2 separate regions of the Homo sapiens genome follow, and region 1 is linked to region 2. A link is an interaction called in ENCODE POLR2A ChIA-PET data of the cell type or tissue named here. Cell type or tissue: PC-9. All regions are shown on one strand. Each heading gives the region's core, and the rest is flanking DNA. Links, peaks and the distances in the headings are about the cores only.

Evidence for each region. ChIA-PET counts read pairs that join two places held together with the same protein. Peaks named below come from ENCODE experiments on the same cell type or tissue, not always from the same donor. Only the 100,000 strongest peaks of a DNase experiment are listed, where the experiment ranks them.
Region 1: POLR2A ChIA-PET joins it to region 2 with 7 read pairs; 3 of 35 experiments call an interaction of 5 or more read pairs at or near these places.

What each region holds. Positions count from the first base shown.
Region 1 is chr16:11,011,900-11,020,925 of GRCh38, forward strand. CLEC16A (C-type lectin domain containing 16A) reads left to right here. Exons shown (of 24, transcript NM_015226.3): 12 at 8,294-8,426. Among named protein-coding and RNA genes, the nearest start is that of CLEC16A, 72 kb to the left of the region's middle. RefSeq lists a silencer at 4,813-5,107. In PC-9, for the core only: no CTCF peak of the experiment used is centred there; DNase peaks (open chromatin) are centred at 4,832 and 5,282; H3K27ac peaks cover 1,600 bases.
Region 2 is chr16:11,386,061-11,395,086 of GRCh38, forward strand. It overlaps LOC400499 (putative uncharacterized protein LOC400499), which reads right to left. Exons shown (of 67, transcript NM_001370704.1): 55 at 7,331-7,499; 56 at 6,257-6,441; 57 at 5,950-6,042; 58 at 5,606-5,801; 59 at 4,219-4,403; 60 at 4,045-4,142; 61 at 1,051-1,235. It also overlaps a transcript of LOC105371082 not described here. Among named protein-coding and RNA genes, the nearest start is that of RMI2, 45 kb to the left of the region's middle. RefSeq lists enhancers at 802-1,111, 887-1,769, 1,302-1,391, 3,807-4,561. In PC-9, for the core only: no CTCF peak of the experiment used is centred there; no DNase peak of the experiment used is centred there.

The sequences.
Region 1 (9,026 bases), core at 368-8,367, 370 kb before region 2:
TAACAACGTCTACTCACTGATTTGCCCAATCTTATAATGCACCTAAAAGCTTCAGAATTGCTTCACTTAGAGTTGTTTATTGCTTAAAAAACAGTTCAGGATGTTTTTGCAATTTTCCCTCCCCCATGCCCACCCCAATACTTTACTTATCCCCATATAGAGGATATATAGCTGAGCACATTAATTCCTCACTTAACATCAAGGATAGGTTCTTAGAAACTGTGACCTTAAGGGAAATTATGTATAAAGAAACCAATTTTACCATAGGTGAGTTGATATCAACAGGAGTTAAGTTCATGTGGCATACTTCTGGTCACGAAAACATATCTAACTTCTACATAAAGGCCCAAAATACTTCTAGCATTAAACATTGAAATAAATGTGAGCTGTACATACACTTAAGAAAGATTTATGGGCCGGGCACGGTGGCTTACGCCTGTAATCCCAGCGCTTTGGGAGGCCGAGGTGGGCGGATCATGAGGTCAGGAGATCGAGACGATCCTGGCTAATACGGTGAAACCCTGTCTCTACTAAAACTACAAAAAATTAACCAGGCGGAATGGCACGTGCCTGTAGTCCCAGCTACTCGGGAGGCTGAGGCAGGAGAATGGCGTGAACCCGGGAGGCGGAGCTTGTGGTGAGCCGAGATCACGCCACTGCACTCCAGCCTGGGCGATAGAGTGAGACTCCGTCTCAAAAAAAAAAAAAAAAAAAAAAAAAAAGAAAGATTTATGAAAACATGTAAGATAATTACTTACCCGATTTTTGGTGAATTAATGAATGAACAGCAGTCATGGTGGTGGTGGGTTAAATCAAGGAATAAATGTTTGCAAAGTGAAAAATCATAAGGAGCACCTCCTTCCTGCACGAGGTTCAAAACCAATCACAAATCTGGTAGGCTTGTTGAATGCTTTCATACCACATCATTTATTGTCATGCATTTGTATTATCGTCTACTTTATGAATTGTTATTTGACAATCATTTGTATTCATTTATTTTCCAACTCGCATATTTCCAGTTTAGGATCTTGTATGACCAGTGCCTGGGTACTTCAGGACGCCAGGTGGGAGCCAACTCTGGACAGGGCACCATCCTGTCACAGGACAAACTCACACGCCCCCACACTCACTCAGACTGCGCCTGTGTGGACATGCCAGGGAACTTAACATGTACATCTCTGGGATGAGGGAGGAAACCAGAATATGTGGCAAAAACCCATGCAGACATGGCGAGAACATGCAGACTCCACATAGACGGTGGCCGGGACTGGGAATCAGTTTTTTTCTTTTTATCCTCATCCATGTTATAATGCAACAATGTTGAATGAAATGATGTTATTCAAAGATCTGCTGTATTGTGTTTATAAGCTACTTGGATTAATCTGAGCATCCTTCCTTTCCCCATTCAGAGTGGATTTGGTATTCATTTAAAATAAATTTGGATTCAGGCTAGGCATGGTGGCTCACACCTGTAATCCCACCACTTTGGGAGGCTGAGATGGGCGGATCATTTGAAATCAGGAGTTTGAGACCAGCCTGGCCAACATGGTGAAACCCCATCTCTGCTAAAAATACAAAAATGAGGCCAGGTGTGCTGGCTCACACCTGTAATCCCAGAACTTTGGGAGGCCAAGGCAGGCAGATCATTTGAGGTCAGGAGTTCGAGACCAACCTGACCAACATGGTGGAGCCCTGAAAATACAAAAAAATTAGCCAGGCATGGTGATGTGTACCTATAGTCCCAGCTATTCGGGGAGGCTGAGGCTGGAGAATCCCGTTAGACTGGGAGGCAGAGGTTGCAGTGAGCCAAGATCACGCCACCGCACTCCAGCCTAGGCGATGGAGTGAGACTCTGTCTCAAAAATAAATAAATAAATAAAAATACAAAAATGAGCCGGGCATGGTGGCGTACACCTGTAATCCTAGCTACTCGGGAGGCTGAGGCAGGAGAATTGCTTGAACTTGGGAGGCAGAAGTTGTAGTGAGCTGAGATCATGCCACTGCACTCCAGCCTGGGCAACAGAGTGAGACTCTGTCTCAAAAAAAAGAAGAAGAAGAAGAAGAAGAAATTTGGATTCTTTTTTAAAATTTCCAGTTTAGGCTTCTTCTTTCTCATTCTCATTGATTTAATTTTCATTTTAAAAATGCATGGAATATTAGCAAACTGAAGTATCCTTCCTCCCTTCCACTTAATTCCTGTCATCTCTTATAGATAACCAACTTGATTGTGTACTGAAGAAGTCTCCTTCCTGTGTTTCTTTCTGTAAAAATAAGCAGATTTGTGTATGTTTTCTTCTTTTCCTTTCTTACATACAGGGTAGCATATGTGTTCCTTCCACTTAGCAATGTCTCCGGAAATTACTCCATATCATTTCTCAGATCTTCTTCATTCCTTTTCACAGCTGTGCTGTGTGTATGTACCATAGTTGATTCCATCGGTCTGTTATGCCTGGGCATTTAGGTAGTTTCCAGTATTTTGCAATTACAAAGAATACTACAGTAAATATCCTTGTGCATGTGCAGTTGCATACTTCCAGAGGTGTGTCTTGCGGAGAAAGACCTACAAGTGGGCTGCTAGGTTGTAGAGTATAACGGTGATTTAAACTTTCCTTTTAAGCTGTATTTAAGTGAAAAAAAAGTAATAGTTCAAATAAAATGAAAAATAGTACAGGTAACACAGAGACGTGACAGAAATCATAAAAGCAAGCAAATTAAACTATTGCTTCAGTCCCTTCAAACTCCAAATAGTATCATAACTGAGGTTCAGTCAGAGCCCCCTGGAAATCCAGCCTCAGTGCCTCAGTCCCGGCCTTGGGGACCATAGGTGGAACTCTGTATCCACATAGCCTACTGAGCTGCTTTCCTTGGTGGCAGCAGTGTGGCGCCCGCACCTTGGGAGGGAGGCTGGCCAGTGACAACAGGGACAATTGGAGTTGGGGCCCGGAGTGGCACAGAACCGTGCCAACTTCAGGTGTAGCACTATGAGGAGGTTCCCTGTGACCCTGATCATCAGGGGAGGTCAAGTCCTCTTTGATGTCCTCTTCTAAAGATGATACTCACTTTAGAGCAGTGAGAATCTGGGGAGCCCTTTCCCCCAAAAACCTGCTACCAACTGGTCCCATGCCCACATAGCACTTTGCATAGAGCTTCAGGGAATTGGCAGACCTATAAGGGTTGTTTCAGTACCTATAAGGGTTGTTTGGATAAAACTATCAAAAAGAAGAGCAAGAAACCTTTCCTTGACATTTGAAGATCTGATCCGCATTCATCTAGAAAATTAAGTGGAGCCACTCACTCTACAGCTGTGCTAGCTGGATGAGGACTGTGAGGTGCAGCTGTGCGCACAGGTGTCACAGCCAGGGTGTGGAAATCCCATTTTGTGTGGAGAGGCCCATGTGGGTCTGGTTCTGCGTCAAGATGTGACACGGGGGTTGGGGGTGAGGAAGGGGGAGCGGTCCTGGCTTTGCTGCTGCATTTCCAGCTGTGTTAAGAATCACTGCACTTGTGGGTTTCTGTGCACTCATACTCAATATCCAGGGTTGGACCAGACGGTGGTTTTCAAGCAGTTTTGTGTGAAGCCGTAGAATTCCAGAAAGGGGCCTCATGGAGTGCACGAGGGAGCCCACGGCAGTCAGAGGCATTTGATGCCCACCACCCTTTCCTGGAGCAGCTCTGCGCTCATCTGCTGACTGTGGTGGGATGCCCTGGAAAATTGTCCTGCAAATTAGTATTCAGCTGCTTAAAAAAAAAGTTGGATGAGCTTGGTGCTGAATTGTCTTCACCCTCTTCTCTGCTCCGGAATTCTGCTGGTGTCCAACGAGATTAAGCCAGAAAGGGGACAACTACGTCACAAAGCTTGGCCTCCAGGCCAGGGTGCTGGGGCTTGGCCCTGTAACCTTAGGAAGTACTTGGAGCTGAGTTCCCACTGTGTCAACCAAGCAGGGCAGAGCTGAGCCTGGGGAAGGAGAACTTGCAGCTGTAGGGGAGGTGGGCCTATGCCACGTCCTCTGCCTCATGGGGCAGAGGCCAGAGGCTGGGAGACGAGGAGGAGGCTAGCCTCACAGGCTTGCTTGGGAGTCTTCAGATGTCTGATGGCAAGCCTTGTTAGTAAACACAAGCAAACCTATACATATGACATTTAAGCATACATCTCCCAAATATGTGTAAAAATTTATGTATTATAAATTATATATAATATGATCATGCTAGTATTATGGACAGTATAAAACAAAATAGATTTTAAAAGATGAGAAGCGTTAAAAGACCTACTGCCTAGGGAATCATCTTGCATGCCCACTGAGGTCCATACCCACTTTGGAGATGGCCAAGGTAGTTGGAGGACACTAGGTGCCTGAAGGAGGCTGGTGAAGGTGAAAATGGCAGAAGGGAAAGAGAATTATGTTTCCCCGACAGCAGTCTGCACCACGTTCGAACTCTTTTTTTTCTTTTTTTTTCTTTTTTTTTTTTGAAACAGAGTCTCACTCTGTCACCCAGGCTGGAGTGCAGTGGCCCAATCTTGGCTCACTGCAACCCCCACCCCCTGGGTTCAAGCGATTCTCATGCCTCAGCCTCCCCAGTAGTTGGGATTACAGGCGCCCGCCACCACACCCAGCTAATGTTTGTGATAGGTTTCACCATGTTGGCCAGGCTGATCTCAAACTCTTGACCTCAAGGGATCCTCTTGCCTCAGCCTCCCAAAATGCTAGGATTACAGGCATGAGCCTCCACGCCCAGCCCACATTCCAGCTCTTGGCCATATCTGTGTACTGTTTGCTCTGCTGTTTACTGGATAGCTTTCTTTGAATTGACTCACTTGTTTTTTTCCCAAAATTTAGCCTTATTCTAAGCACTAATATCCACAGAAGGCTTTCTGTGCAGCTAGAATTTTCTTCCAATGCACAATGAAATAAGTACAAAACTATGCAAACAAAGCATTTGTCCACACACCACTTAGAAAGCACTGTTGGCTCCCACCTGTGTGATGGGGCCCGCCCTGTGGGAGACTCTGATCTTTGACATCTGACTTCAGATCAGATGGGAGGGAAGGGGGATGGTGAGAGTGAACCTCACATAGGGCCGGGGCCCATGTGAATATCGGGGCGGGGGGGGGGGTGCTCCTCCATGCCAAGGGGTGCCTGCAGGTACAGTCATGCCTAACAGTCTGGGGAGAGTCTCTTGGGGCATGAGATATCTCCCCACGAGAACACTTTGTGACCACATTGATCACAGACTTTGTCGGGGAGTGGCCCACCCCGCCTCAGATCACAGCTACCATGAATCATTGCCACTCGGGCCCGCTGCCAAAACATCTCGTGTTGGGCTAGACCAGTCGCTCATTTATCACTTCAAGAGATACTTATTGTGTGCCTACTCTGTGCCAGACACTGGATTAGACAGTGGAGAACAAGACACATAAGACAGCTACAAAACCCCTGTTCTAGTGGAGGAAGGCAGACAGTAAAGAAGCAGAACAATAGAGAATGTAAGAGCCAAGTCACAATGAATGCTATTATTATTAAGTAAAATCAAGATAAGGGGGAGGAAGGACAAATCTCCTCTACAGAAGAATGCCAAATAATTTATGGAGATACGCGAAGACGTTTCAGAACCTAATGTCCCATTCTCTAAGTGTGGCCTGTGTTTACTGACTTTCTTCCACAGAGTATGGTATGGAAGGAGGAGGAAAAGTGACTTCACAGTGGCGAAAGCTGATGAACATTAGCTTGGCCAAGTATTGGAGATTAACATCAACAGTTATAAGTCATATTGATAGTATGTGCCCTGATAGGATGTGATGAGAAGGGTACTTCCCCTCTGTGGTCCTCCTCCTCAAAACCTGTAACCCCAGTCTAAATAGCAGAAAGACATTGCACAAACCCAGAGTGAGGGACTCTCAAGAATGCCTGACCAGTACTCCTCAAAATGTCCAGGTCATCACAAGCAAGGACAGTCTGAGAAACGTCACATCCAGAGGAACCTAAGAATGAGGACTCAATGTAAAAGGGATCCTGGAACAGAAAAAAGACATTGGGAAAAACTAATGAAATCTGCCCAAAGTGTAGAGTTTAGTTTAGTTAATAACAATTTTTAAAGAGGTATTAAAAAAAAAAAAAAAAAGGCAGGTGAAGGCCGGTGTGGTGGCTCACGCCTATAATCCCAGCACTTTGGGAGGCCAAGGTGGGAGGATCATTTGAGCTCAGAAGTTTGAGACCAGCCTGGGCAACATAGTGAGACCCCATCTCTACAAATACTAAAAAATTAGCCGGGTGTGCTGGCATGTACCTGTGTTCCTAGCTACTCGGGAGCCCAGGTGGTCAAGGCTACAGTGAGCCATGATCACACCACTGCACTCTAGGCTGGGTGTCAGAGCAAGACCCTGTCTCAAAAAAGAAAAAAAAAAAAAAAACAGGTGAAGAGGGCGTCCAGGAAGATGTCTCCGTGGAGGCGACATGTGAACTGAGCCTTGAATGATGCACCCCAGTCACACCTGGCTAGGAGAGACCTGGTGTGAGAGCCTTCCAGGCAGAGGAAATTACTGTGTAAAGATCCTTGGATAGAAACAAGCTTGGGCCAGGCGCGGTAGCTCACGCCTGTAATCCCAGCACTTTGGGAGGCCGAGACAGGCAGATCATGAGGTCAGGAGATGGAGACCATCCTGGCCAACACGGTGAAACCCTGTCTGTAATAAAAATACAAAAGATTAGCTGGGTGTGGTGGCGGGTGCCTGTAGTCCCAGCTACTCAGGAGGCTGAGGCAGGAGAATGGTGTGAACCTGGGAGGCGGAGCTTGCAGTGAGCCGAGATCATGCTACTGCACTCCAGCCTGGGCGACAGAGCGAGACTCCATCTCAAAAAAAAAAAAAAAAATGGAGACAAGCTTGGGATGTTCAAGAGATAGTGAGAAGCCCAGCACAGCTGGAGCAGCATGAGCCAGCCAGGCAGGGATGGCCAGGAGGTAAGGTCAGAGGTGGACTGGGGCCAGGCCGTGTGTTTGGATTTCATCTTGAGAGTGATGAGTAGGCACTGGGAGTTTTGAACAGAGGAGTGACATGAGCTAATTTCATTAAAATCACTTGGGTTTGTGTGGAGAATACATTAGGGTGGCAGAAGAGGTGGCAGACGTCCCTGCATGAGCCGGGGGGAGGGAGACCATGGCAGAGGCGGTGTCTGAGCCCAAGGTATGTGTTCACATCCCTCTGGAAACAGAAGTGCAGGTTCACATTTTGTCATCTCTTTTAACCCCCTGTATGTCTCCCGAAGGTGGGGAAAAAGATGTGAACTCTGAGTTCCAAAGGCTGACTGTTTGAAAGTCCACGCCCGCACAGCCAAGAACTCTGATGGGGACACCATAAAGCCCAACCCTCATCCATCTTTAATTCAAGATGTTTTCTTTGGTGGTTCATAACTTTTTCTGAAAAATAAAAATGCACACCATGCTTAAGCTGATTGCTACAGGTTACCCTTGTTTAATGGGGAGAAAAAATGAGGTTCCTAATCTCTCTCTGCCTTCTGGAAGTTGTAAGTAAAAAAGGAAAACAAAAGGCTTCAGTCACATCAGAGCTTTCTATTAAAAATGTAAGCAGCTTTAGGCCAGACATGGTGGCTGACGCCTGTAATCCCAACACTTTGGGAGGCCGAGGTGGGTGGATCACCTGAGGTCAGGAATTCGAGACCAGCCTGGCCAACATGGCGAAACTCTGTCTCTACGAAAAATACAAAAATTAGCTGGGTGTGGTGGCAAGCGCCTGTAATCCCAGCTACTCAGGAGGCTGAGACAGGACAATCACTTGAACCCTGGAGGCGGAGGTAGCAGTGAGCTGAGATTGCGCCACTGCCCTCCAGCCTGGGTGACAAGAGCGAGACTCTGTCTCAAAAAAAAAAAAAAAAAAAATGTAAGGAGCTTTAGAATGTTGTCAGTGAGGTTGATTATGTTTATCAACCACATGTCATATCTTCTCAGCTGCCTGAAATCCTTTGGGAAGGAAATGTGGTATCAATAAAGTAAAAAAGACGATTTTAAACTCTCGAAATAGAATAAATGATTGCAATTTGTGTTTTGTTGTCAAAGACAGGAACACGTTTCTTGGTGTTGCTGTGATGAATGGAAAGAGAGGCTCTGGCCTCTGTCTTATTTCCACCCCAGTGTGTCTCTGGTGTTCAGGTCGCTGCTGTCGGACATGTGCTTGATGTGTTTGGAGTCATTTATGCATATTTATTCTCCAACATGAGCATGTGTATAAATCTAGGGCTGAAAAGCTGTCTGGACTCATCCCAGTCTCCATTTTGGCTTCCAGAGATCGAGATGGTGATCATGGAGCGTAGCAAGCTCTCAGAGCTGGCCGCCAGCACCTCCGTGCAGGAGCAGAACACCACGGACGAGGAGAAAAGCGCCGCCGCCACCTGCTCTGAGAGCACGCAATGGAGCAGGTAGCTGCCCGAGAGGTCGATGCTGAGTGCTCTCTCAGGGAAGAGGAGAGGGCTCAGTGGGGAGGTTGAGCCCTAGGGCCAGAGCCTCTTCTGTCCCTCAGCCCGACCATGCTGCCTCCCTTTCTTTCCCTGCTTCTCCAGCTCTGGCCACCCAGAAGCATGGAGACGGAGCCATCACTCAACACTGTAATGCTCACTCCTTTGCAAAGAGATTCGCCAGGATAGCGCAACTCTCTCCCTGCCCTGCTCCTGGCACTTTGGAGCTTGGCTCTGTCTAAAGGACATGGGTTGCTTCACATTGGCTGCTCCTAGAAATGCTCTGCTGCTCCAAGGAAGGATCCCCTCAGTAGCTGGGCTTGGATCTCCCTGCCTGGTTCATTCCCTGCCCTGCACACACAAACACATACCCCATCTATAGGGCCTGCCCTCTTGACTTGGCCACATGAGTTGGTGCTGCCATCCACCTTTGACTTTTTGCCTGATTGTTCATTTCATCGATGGCCATCTGTAGCTACATCTTCTTAAACCTGGGTGACCCCACATTTCCTGGAACCTTGCCATAGCACCAGCCCCTCCACAATGGGATTGGAGGGAAGGCTA
Region 2 (9,026 bases), core at 481-8,480:
CATCCATTTAATCTCAATGAAGCTGCTGGCGGGGATGGGGGGAAACATTCACTATGTAAGTGGATAGCCAACAGGTCCCTCAAACACAAGACTGGTGTCCTGCAGACCTACCCTCTTCAGGGTAGGGAACAGATGGCCTGAGAAGGAGGTCTGACCAGTCTAGCCAGTGCGGCCCCTGAGCTGTGGCTTGGGGGTGGGGGTGCCCTTGCCCGTGGCCAGGAAGCACCATCTATGGTGCACAGCCAGGCACCTGTCGGCCAGTCCCAGCATCCTGAGGGAGGCAGTACCAGCCCCGTGGGCAGCTGTCAGAACTGAGAGGCACAGAGAAGCCCACGGTCACACACATGGAACTTGAAGACCAGGCTGTTTTCTACAACACCAATGTGCTGCTTAGACATGACTGCGCCCACGCTTCTAGGGAGCCCTGGGCCTGGGTGTGAGTCCCACACACATAAAGCACTCCTTGCCAAGCCTGGGTACCGGGGTTCCCCCATAGACATGAGGGGCTCCCCCTGCATCAAGAACAGTACATGCCCATTACCCATATGAGCGAGCCACGTTGTTACCTACATTTCACGGTGGAGCAAATAGAGTCCCACAGGTTAGACTCACCTGGCCACACAGCATTTCATGGTGGAGGAAACCGAGTCCCACAGAGGTTAGACTTGACTTGCCTGGCCACACAGCAAGCCTGAGCCACAAGCAAGCTCCCCAGCCCTTGGCTACAGGTCGCCTCTGACCGGCGAGTCTGAAGTCAGTCAGTTCTCTTCCAGCTGGATCTGGAGGGCTGCCGTCTTCTCCAGCAGTGCCCGCAGGGAGGGAGCTGGCCTGAAGCCCTAAACCACCCTCCTCACCCCTCTGCAGGGCCAAGACTTATATTCTGGACAAAAGCAGGATGTGTACCCTCAGCCCTAGTCCCATAGGACCTTGGGAAGTCCAGTAAGCTCTGGGCCTGGCACTGTGATGCTACTAGCCTATGGAGGCTTCCCTGTGCCCAGGAGGCAGGGGGCTCTCAGGGAGGAGGGCGGCACAGCCCGGGGCAGGACTCACATTCCCAGGGGCCCGCCAGCAGGCGGCGTCTGAGCCAGTAGTACTCAGCCAGCACGTTGGCCCCAGACAGCTCTCGGAGCGGCCGCAGCAGCTTCTCCTCCATGAGGTAGCTGGTCACCCGGGCCACGTCCAGGGGCTCGTCCCCCGCAGGCAACAGTGGCAGCATCACCACCACTGAGCGGTTCCTGCAGGGAATGCAGAGGACAAGTCACTGTGCCTGCCCGAGCCTTGCTTCCCTTGGCTGCAGAGGGGAGCTTCTAGGTCTGCAGGAAGAGCTCTGCAGTGGAGAGCATGAGGGTGCCTTTCAGGGAGGGGCTGTCCTTGTTTTGGGAAATCCCATCATGAGGTGGAGGAGGACAGAGGCCGGCATGACAACGGAGGTGGTAGATGATGGCTGGGGACAGAAACAAGCTGCCCCATTTTGAGGACACAGATGTCCGATGTCATGCCTACTCTGCTCCCCGGGTCTTGGGCAGCATGGGCTTATGTGTGGGGATGCCGAGGACAGGAGCTGGAAGGTCTAGGAAATTTTGTTTTTTAAGAATCTCATTCTGTCGCCCAGGCTGGAGTGTAGTGGCACAATCTCAACTCACTGCAACCTCTGCCTCCCGGGTTTGTTTCTCCTGCCTCAGCCTCCCAAGTAGCTGGGACTACCAGCGCCCACCGCAACACCCGGCTAATTTTTGTATTTTTAGTAGAGTTGGAGTTTCACCACATTGGCCAGGCTAGTCTCAAACTCCTGACTTCAACTGATCTGCCCACCTCGGCCTCCCAAAGTGCTGGGATTACAGGTGTGAGCCACTGTGCCTGGCCAACAGGTCTAGAAAATTTCTACAGTTTAGGGGAGGACTGGAACTTTCTCAGGATCTAGAGTAGGAGTCAAGCCTGTGAGATTTGAATGATCAGGGGGATGTCAGCTCACATGGGGGTATAGTGGGAAGACAAACATCTCATACCCTGTTGTTGATGGGCCAGTAGAGAGGGAGCAGGGGCAGGTGGCCTCACTTGCTTACTTCTAGGAACCCAGAGGCCCTGCAGCTGGAGGCAGGAAGCAGCCTCAACTCCCTCTCTGCCACCTGAATCCATGTTTTGGCACCCCCACCTAGCAGTGACAGGATCCCACTCACCAGGTAGGTGAGTAACCAGGCAGGTCATTCTTCAGCCAAGCCAAACCCCGCCCTGGGAGCTCTTCCCTTCATCAGCCTCCATTCTGACCGCAGGAAGGCAGGAGCAGGAACTTGTATCACAGGGAGTCTTTTCCCCATGATGTGGGTTTAGTCCCTATTTTATGGCTGGGGAAACTGAGGCACAGAGCACTGAGGCAGAGGAATCCTAGTTAGAGGCAGAGCCGGATTCCAGATGCTCTGTGAGGCCACCAGCATGGAAGAAGGAGCTGCCTCCCTGCTTGGAGCCCGGTTCCTGGTGGGCCTCGTGCCTGTGAGGGGGAGGATACTGGGTCCCCAGGTCTCTGCTCTAAACTGGGCTCCCCCCTTCTATCCACCACCCCCGTGTTCTCAACACAGGGGCCAAAAGGGTCTTTTAAAGTGAAAGGGCGATCACATCCTTCCTAGGTCAGAGCAGAAGCCAGAGACCAGCTGAGCCCCACCTACCCGCCTCCCCAGTCTTAGGAACTCCCAGTCACATCCACTCTCCCTTGCAGGCATTCTGCTCCAGCCCTGCTGGCTTGATATTCAAATAGACAGGGCTGGGCTTGGTGGCTCATGCCTATAATCCCAGCACTTTGAGAGGCCAAGTTGCTTGAGCTCAGGAGTCTGAGACCAGCCTGGCTAATATGGTGAAACCCCGTCTCTACTAAAAATACAAAAATTCGCTGGGCTTGGTGGCACATGCTTGTAATCCCAGCTACTTGAGAGGCTAAGGCAGGAGAATCCCTTGAACTTGGGAGGCAGAGGTTGCAGTGAGCTGAGATCACAGCATTGTACTCCAGCCTGGGCAACAAAGAACAAGACTCCATCTCAAAAACAAACAGGCCAGGCACATCCCTCTCCCAGGCCTTTGTGCAGTAGTGACCCCCACCTGGAGCGCTCTTACCACGCTGGCCCCGTGGCTCTTGCTGAAACTCTACCTTCTCCTCAAAGCCAGTCATGGCCACACCGTTTCATAGGATCCACCCCCCCATCTCACCGATGTTCCTTCTCTAGCATTTGCTACCTAACGTATAGCTCAGGGGTGGTAAATGGTGACCAGTGGGCCCCAGCCTGTGGCCAGCTTCTGCACGGCCTGCAAGTAAGAAGGGTTTTTGTGTGTTAAAAAGATTATTACAAAACAGGCCAGGTGCAGTGGCTCATGCCTCTAATCCCAACACTTTGGGAGGCCAAGGCAGGTGGATCACCTAAGGTCAGGAGTTTGAGACCAGCCTGGCCAACATGGCAGAACCCTGTCTCTACTAAAAATACAAAAAATTAGCTGGGTGGGATGGCACGCGCACCTGTAGTCCCAGCTACTAGGGAGGCTGAGGCAGGAGAATGACTTGAACTCAGGAAGTGAAGGTTTCAGTGAGCCAAGATTGCACCACTGTACTCTAGCCTGGGCAACAAGAGCAAAACTCCATCTCAAAAAAAAAAAAAAAAAAAAAAAAGATTACAAAACAAAAGCAAGGAAATGTGACAGAGCCGAATGGCCTGCTTAAGATGCGACTCTCAGGCCCTCTGCAGCGAGCTGTACCAGCCCCGGTGTAGATGACTTCCTTGTGCTTCGTGTCTGAGTAAAAGTGAGCTTCCTGAAGGCAGGGTCAGCCTCAGCCACTGCGCTCTCTGCAGCTCCTGAAATCCTGCCTACCCTCGGCCAGTGCTCACGAGGTATCTATGGAGTGAGGAAGAAAGCCCAGCTTCCTCATCTGTAAAACGAGGAGAGAAGAAGCCCCTGGGCAGGGTGGTCACAGGAGTCAGTGTGTCGGAAGGTGTCAAAGCATTCAGCACTGCACCTGGTATGTGGCAGGCACGCAGGATGCGCTACTCTCAAACCCCGAGTTACCTGGCCGACAGGCTGTACAGGTCCAGCAGTGGTTTGCAGAGCCTCTTCAGTGCCCGTGAGAACGTGGCCTCAGCCCAAGACAGCATCTGTTGGGCGGCCTGGAGAGGGAGGGGACAGTGAGAGCTGGCTCAGTCATCCTCACCTGCCAACTACGCCCCATCCTTGCTCACTCACCAGCTCCAGGGCTCCTTTCATGGCCCCCAGGGCCGCCCTGATGGGCCTTGGACCCCCTTTGCCTGGCATCCCGGGCACCCAGGCCTGCAGCCGCCGCATGGCCTCCTCTGCTCGCTCCCGCCACACCTCCTCCAGGGGCCGCAGTGTCACCTCCAGGTAGGCATCCTTCAGTGTGGCCAGGGGCCCTGCAACAGGCAGCCACCACCCACCATGAGACCTCAGGGCAGGTCAGAGAACCAGCCCTGCCCAGACACGCCAGGCCTCGAGGAGATAGGGCCTGTTCCTGGGATTAAGATGTGGGGAGCTGGGGGAACTGGAACAGAGCAGTGGCACTGGAGATTGCAGGGGAGTTGTCACAGCAGGCCTGAGCCGTCTCTGCAAGGCCTGCTTATAAGGTTGTCTGGGAACTTGGATTGGGGGAGGGTTCCCACCAGTCCTAGAATTGATATGAGGCTCCCTGCATCTGAACTGTTTGTACAAACGTGGTTTATGCCGGACCCCTGCTTGCTTCCTAGGAGTCTGACAGTGTGGTCCGTGCCAAGCAGCACCTGCCAGTGTGGCAGCCCCCAATAAAAACCCTGGGTGCTGAGTCTCCCAGGAGCTGCTCTGGTGACAGCTGGGACAGCTAAATGCATCCTGTGTGAAAGCGCTGGGACTGGGAGAGTACCCTGGGCACTGGCCCTGGTTCTCCCTAGACTCCGCCCCAGCCCCCTTCCCTGTGCTGACACTCCTGCATCCCCTCACTATAATAAATCACAGCTGTGAATAGCGCTGGGCGGAGTCCTGGCGCATTCCTCCTGATTCACTGCCCTGGGGGTGGTCACAGGAACACTCTGGCACAGCAGGGAGGATCGGGAGGTAACATTCAACAGCCAGTCAGAGGGATGCCCACCCTGGCGCTGGGCAGGGCCTTGGGGGCTCTGTGCTGTGCTGGGCATTAGCCCTGGATGGCGGAGAGGCCAGAGGTTCCCAGTCCTGCCACGAGGCTGGTTGGGGCAGCAGGTGTGAGCCTTTAATGACCACCTGGCCACATTGAGCTCATCGTGGAACCAGAAAGAGATGCTGTGGCAGTGAGCTTCACAGAAACAAGGCTGTATACTCAAAAGAAAGCAGGCGGGAGACTGAAAAAACCTAGGCAGCAGGCATAAGGGAGATGAGCTTGGAGACTCTGTAAAAATGACACAGCAGACCCAGAAAAAACAAAGGCTGTAGATCTATAACAAATAAGGCAGGGGGCTAAACACAGCTGGGCTACAGGCCCATGGGAAGCGAGGCCACATTTCTGATTGAAACAGTGCCACAGGCCAATGTGAGCGCTTAGGGCCCCGGTGGAGAGGGGGGACATTGATTTCCGCACAGGATTGAGCCCTCCCCCTCCCACACTTACATTCCAGCTCCTCCCGCAGCTGCTCCAGCCCCACCTGCAGCCACTCCAGGTAAAGAGGCAGGTGCTGGGTCAGTGCCTGGCTCCGGGCCCACAAAGTGGCTACTGCCCAACCACTCGCCTGCATGGCCTCCCGCCCCGCCTGGGACAGCTGCAGAAGGAGGCCTGCCACGCCGTCCAGGGTGCCTGCCGGCTGCACCTGGACAGGGAAACCGAGGCAGAATCAGGGTGAGGTCCAGGGCAGAGAGAGCCCCAGACCCTCCTGCCTGGTGAGTGGGGGCTACAAGCCAGGTCAGAGGGGGACCTCTCCAACCTGAGCCCCCACCCTCCCCTGCTGTGATACCCACCAATTGCTGGAACCTTCTCACAGAGGCACCCAAGCCTTGAACCTTCTCTTCCAGCCGGGCTTGCACCTGGGAGCCAACTGCTGCAATCCTGGACTGTGAGGACAGAGGAAGAGGCTGGGGCCTCGCAGGAATGAAGTAGACACAAGGTTCTCGGTGCCAGCAGCAGGTGTGGGCCTCACAATGGGGTTGTCTGCCCTGGTTTCTGGGCACAGCTGGACCCCAAGGGCTCGGGGCTCCTGGCACGGGGGCCTCTGCCCAGTGGGAGAACGGTAACCCCTTCCCTGTGTCCCAGCCCAGGCCCTCTCACCTCCACATGGCCCAGCAGGCCCCCCTGGCAGCCGCGCGCGGCCAGCAGGAGACTCTGGTTGGCAGCCTGCAGGGTCAGGCGTCCCAGCGGCTGGGAGGGCTGCCTGCCATCCCGGAACAGGACCTCCGCCTCGGCTGTCCGCCCATGGGCACATGCCCGCAGCACCACACTCTCCTCTCTGCCCCCTGGAGCCAGAAAGGGACCTGCTGGTGCCCCCACCATGTCTCTGGCTGCCCACTCCCCCTCCACCGCTTTCCGTAGCTCCCCACTGCCCCAGGCCAAGCCTCAAGGCCCTAGGATTTGAGAACCTTGAGCTGCACCACCTAGAGCAACCACCTGAGCCACCTGAAGCCCCCTCTTCTGTCCCCTCCCCCGACACGGCAGTCAGTTAGGGATGCCATAAGGCTTCAGGGGGTTTCCTGAGGTTTTTTTTTGAGACACCAAGGCAGGAGTACAGTGGCTGGATCACAGCTCACTCCCAGCAGCTGAGACCACAGGAACACATCACCCCCTACCCCACCAGGTTTTTTCGTTTTTGTTTTTGTTTTACTTTTTGAGACAGAGTCTCGCTCTGTCGCCTAGGCTGGTGTGTGGTGACACGATCTCGGCTCACTGCAAGCTCCGCTTCCCGGGTTCACGCCATTCTCCTGCCTCAGCCTCCTGAGTAGCTGGGAACTACAGGCACCCGCTACTGTGCCCGGCTACTTTTTTCTATTTTTAGTAGAGATGGGGTTTCACCGTGTTAGCCAGGATGGTCTCGATCTCCTGACCTTGTGATCCACCCACCTCGGCCTCCCAAAGTGCTGGGATTACAGGTGTGAGCCACCACGCCTGGCCACCCCCCCCCCTTTTTTTTAAGTAGAGACGGGGTCTCACTATGTTGCCCAGGCTGGTCCTGAACTCCTGAGCTCAAGCAATTCACCCATCTCGGCCTCCCAAAGTGCTAGGATTACAGGTATGAGCCCCTGCACCCAGCCCCGACTTCTGAAATCTTAACGCCCAGACCCCCGTCCTTTCTTGAGCCAACAGGGGCCGTGGCCCAGCTAGCTGAGCTGGGACCCAGCTGCCACTCACCCTCCTCATGGGCCACAGAGGCCTGCAGACAGCTTGGGGCCCGGAACACAGACAGCCTCACTTTCTCCTCTCTGTTGTCCACGCTTCCCTCCAACCGGACCAGGCTTTGAGAAGTCGAGGTGGAGACACGGCCCAGTAGGCCAACCCGCTGAGCCTTGGAGCCACGAAGCTGGGAGGGGGAAGGCAGAGGCCTGAGTGGAGCCTGGCCCACCTGTCCCTGGTCTCTCCCCTGCCCGCCCCAGGCTCAGGAAGAGGCTGGCTGGGGAGGCTGCTGTTGGACCTGTAGGGAACCAAGGGAAGGCACAATGCCCACGCCCGATCTCCAGGGCACCAGGTTCCCCACGCCATATCCCTGTCTAAGGCTGCCAGTGCCCCATTACAGAAAGCACTTTTGAAAATACTCCGGGCCAGGATCAAGGGCTCACTCCTATAATCCCAGCACTTCAGGAGGCCAAGACGGGTGGATCGCTTGAGCCCAGGAGTTTCAGACTAGCCTGGACCACATGGCAAAAACCCTGTCTCTACCAAAAATACAAAACTTAGCCAGTCTCATGACAAATACTTTTTTTAATTTTTAAAAATACCCATCTAGGAGCCCAACCCAGCAGCAGCCGCCCACAGGGTGGCTTAGAGATGGCTGCTGCCCAGGCCCCACCCAGACACTCTGATTTAATTGGTGTTGGGGGCCCCGGGCCCTGGCATTTCTAACATCCCCAGTGCCCTGGTGTTTCTGCTACAGCCCAGGCTTTCCGAGTTTGCATGGGAACCACTGCAAAGGTCTAAGCAAGGAGACACGGGCACACCTGGCATAACACCCCAGGCACTGGGCAGCTTACCTAAGTCCCTGCAGGTGCCCAGCCTTGGGGGCACGGCAGGGACCAGGACAGGCGAGTCTAGAATGGGGTGGGAAAGAGGCTCAGAGGCCCCCAAGAGAACACAAGCCCGGAGGAGGCCCTGCAGGGGAGGGAGCCTCAGCTACCCTGTATTCTAGTCCAGACACTGCAGCTAACAAGCTGTGCACCCTTCAGTAAGGGTGTCACCCTCTCTGGGCCTCAGCTCCAAGATCTGTAAAATGATACAGAACAATGGTTCACAAAACTTAACAGGACTTAAGAGTGTGTGTGCGCGTGCACGTATGTCTGTTAAGGGTTGAATTTTGTTCCTCAGATAGGTTGAAGCCCTAACCTTCTATACCTGTGAACGTGGTGTTATTCGGAAATAGGTTTTTTGCAAAAGTAATCAAGTTGAGGCCATAGTGGATGAAGGTAGGCCACACACCCAATGAATGCTGTCCCTGTGAGAAGACCATGTGAAGATGCCACCCAGAAGGCAGAAGGCCACCACGTGGGACAGAGGCAGAGACTGGTGTGATGCCACCACAGCCGTGGGTCCTGGCAACCACCAGAAGCTGGAGGTGCTACAGAAGGATCTTCCCTAGGACTTTGAGAGGGAGTGTGGCCCTGCTGACAACTTGCTTTTGGACTTCTGGCCTCTAGAACTGTGACACCATACCTGTCTGTTGCATTAAGCCTTCCAGTTGGTGGCAATTTAATACAGTAGTCCTAGGAATCGAATGCAGGGTGCTTACTAAACATGCAGAAGCATGTCGATCTCTGAGGAGATCCAAGTTGGTAATAGGGCTACAGCCCAGGACTCCTGTGGAATTTAACCAAGCACAATGTGATCTTGCCAGGCA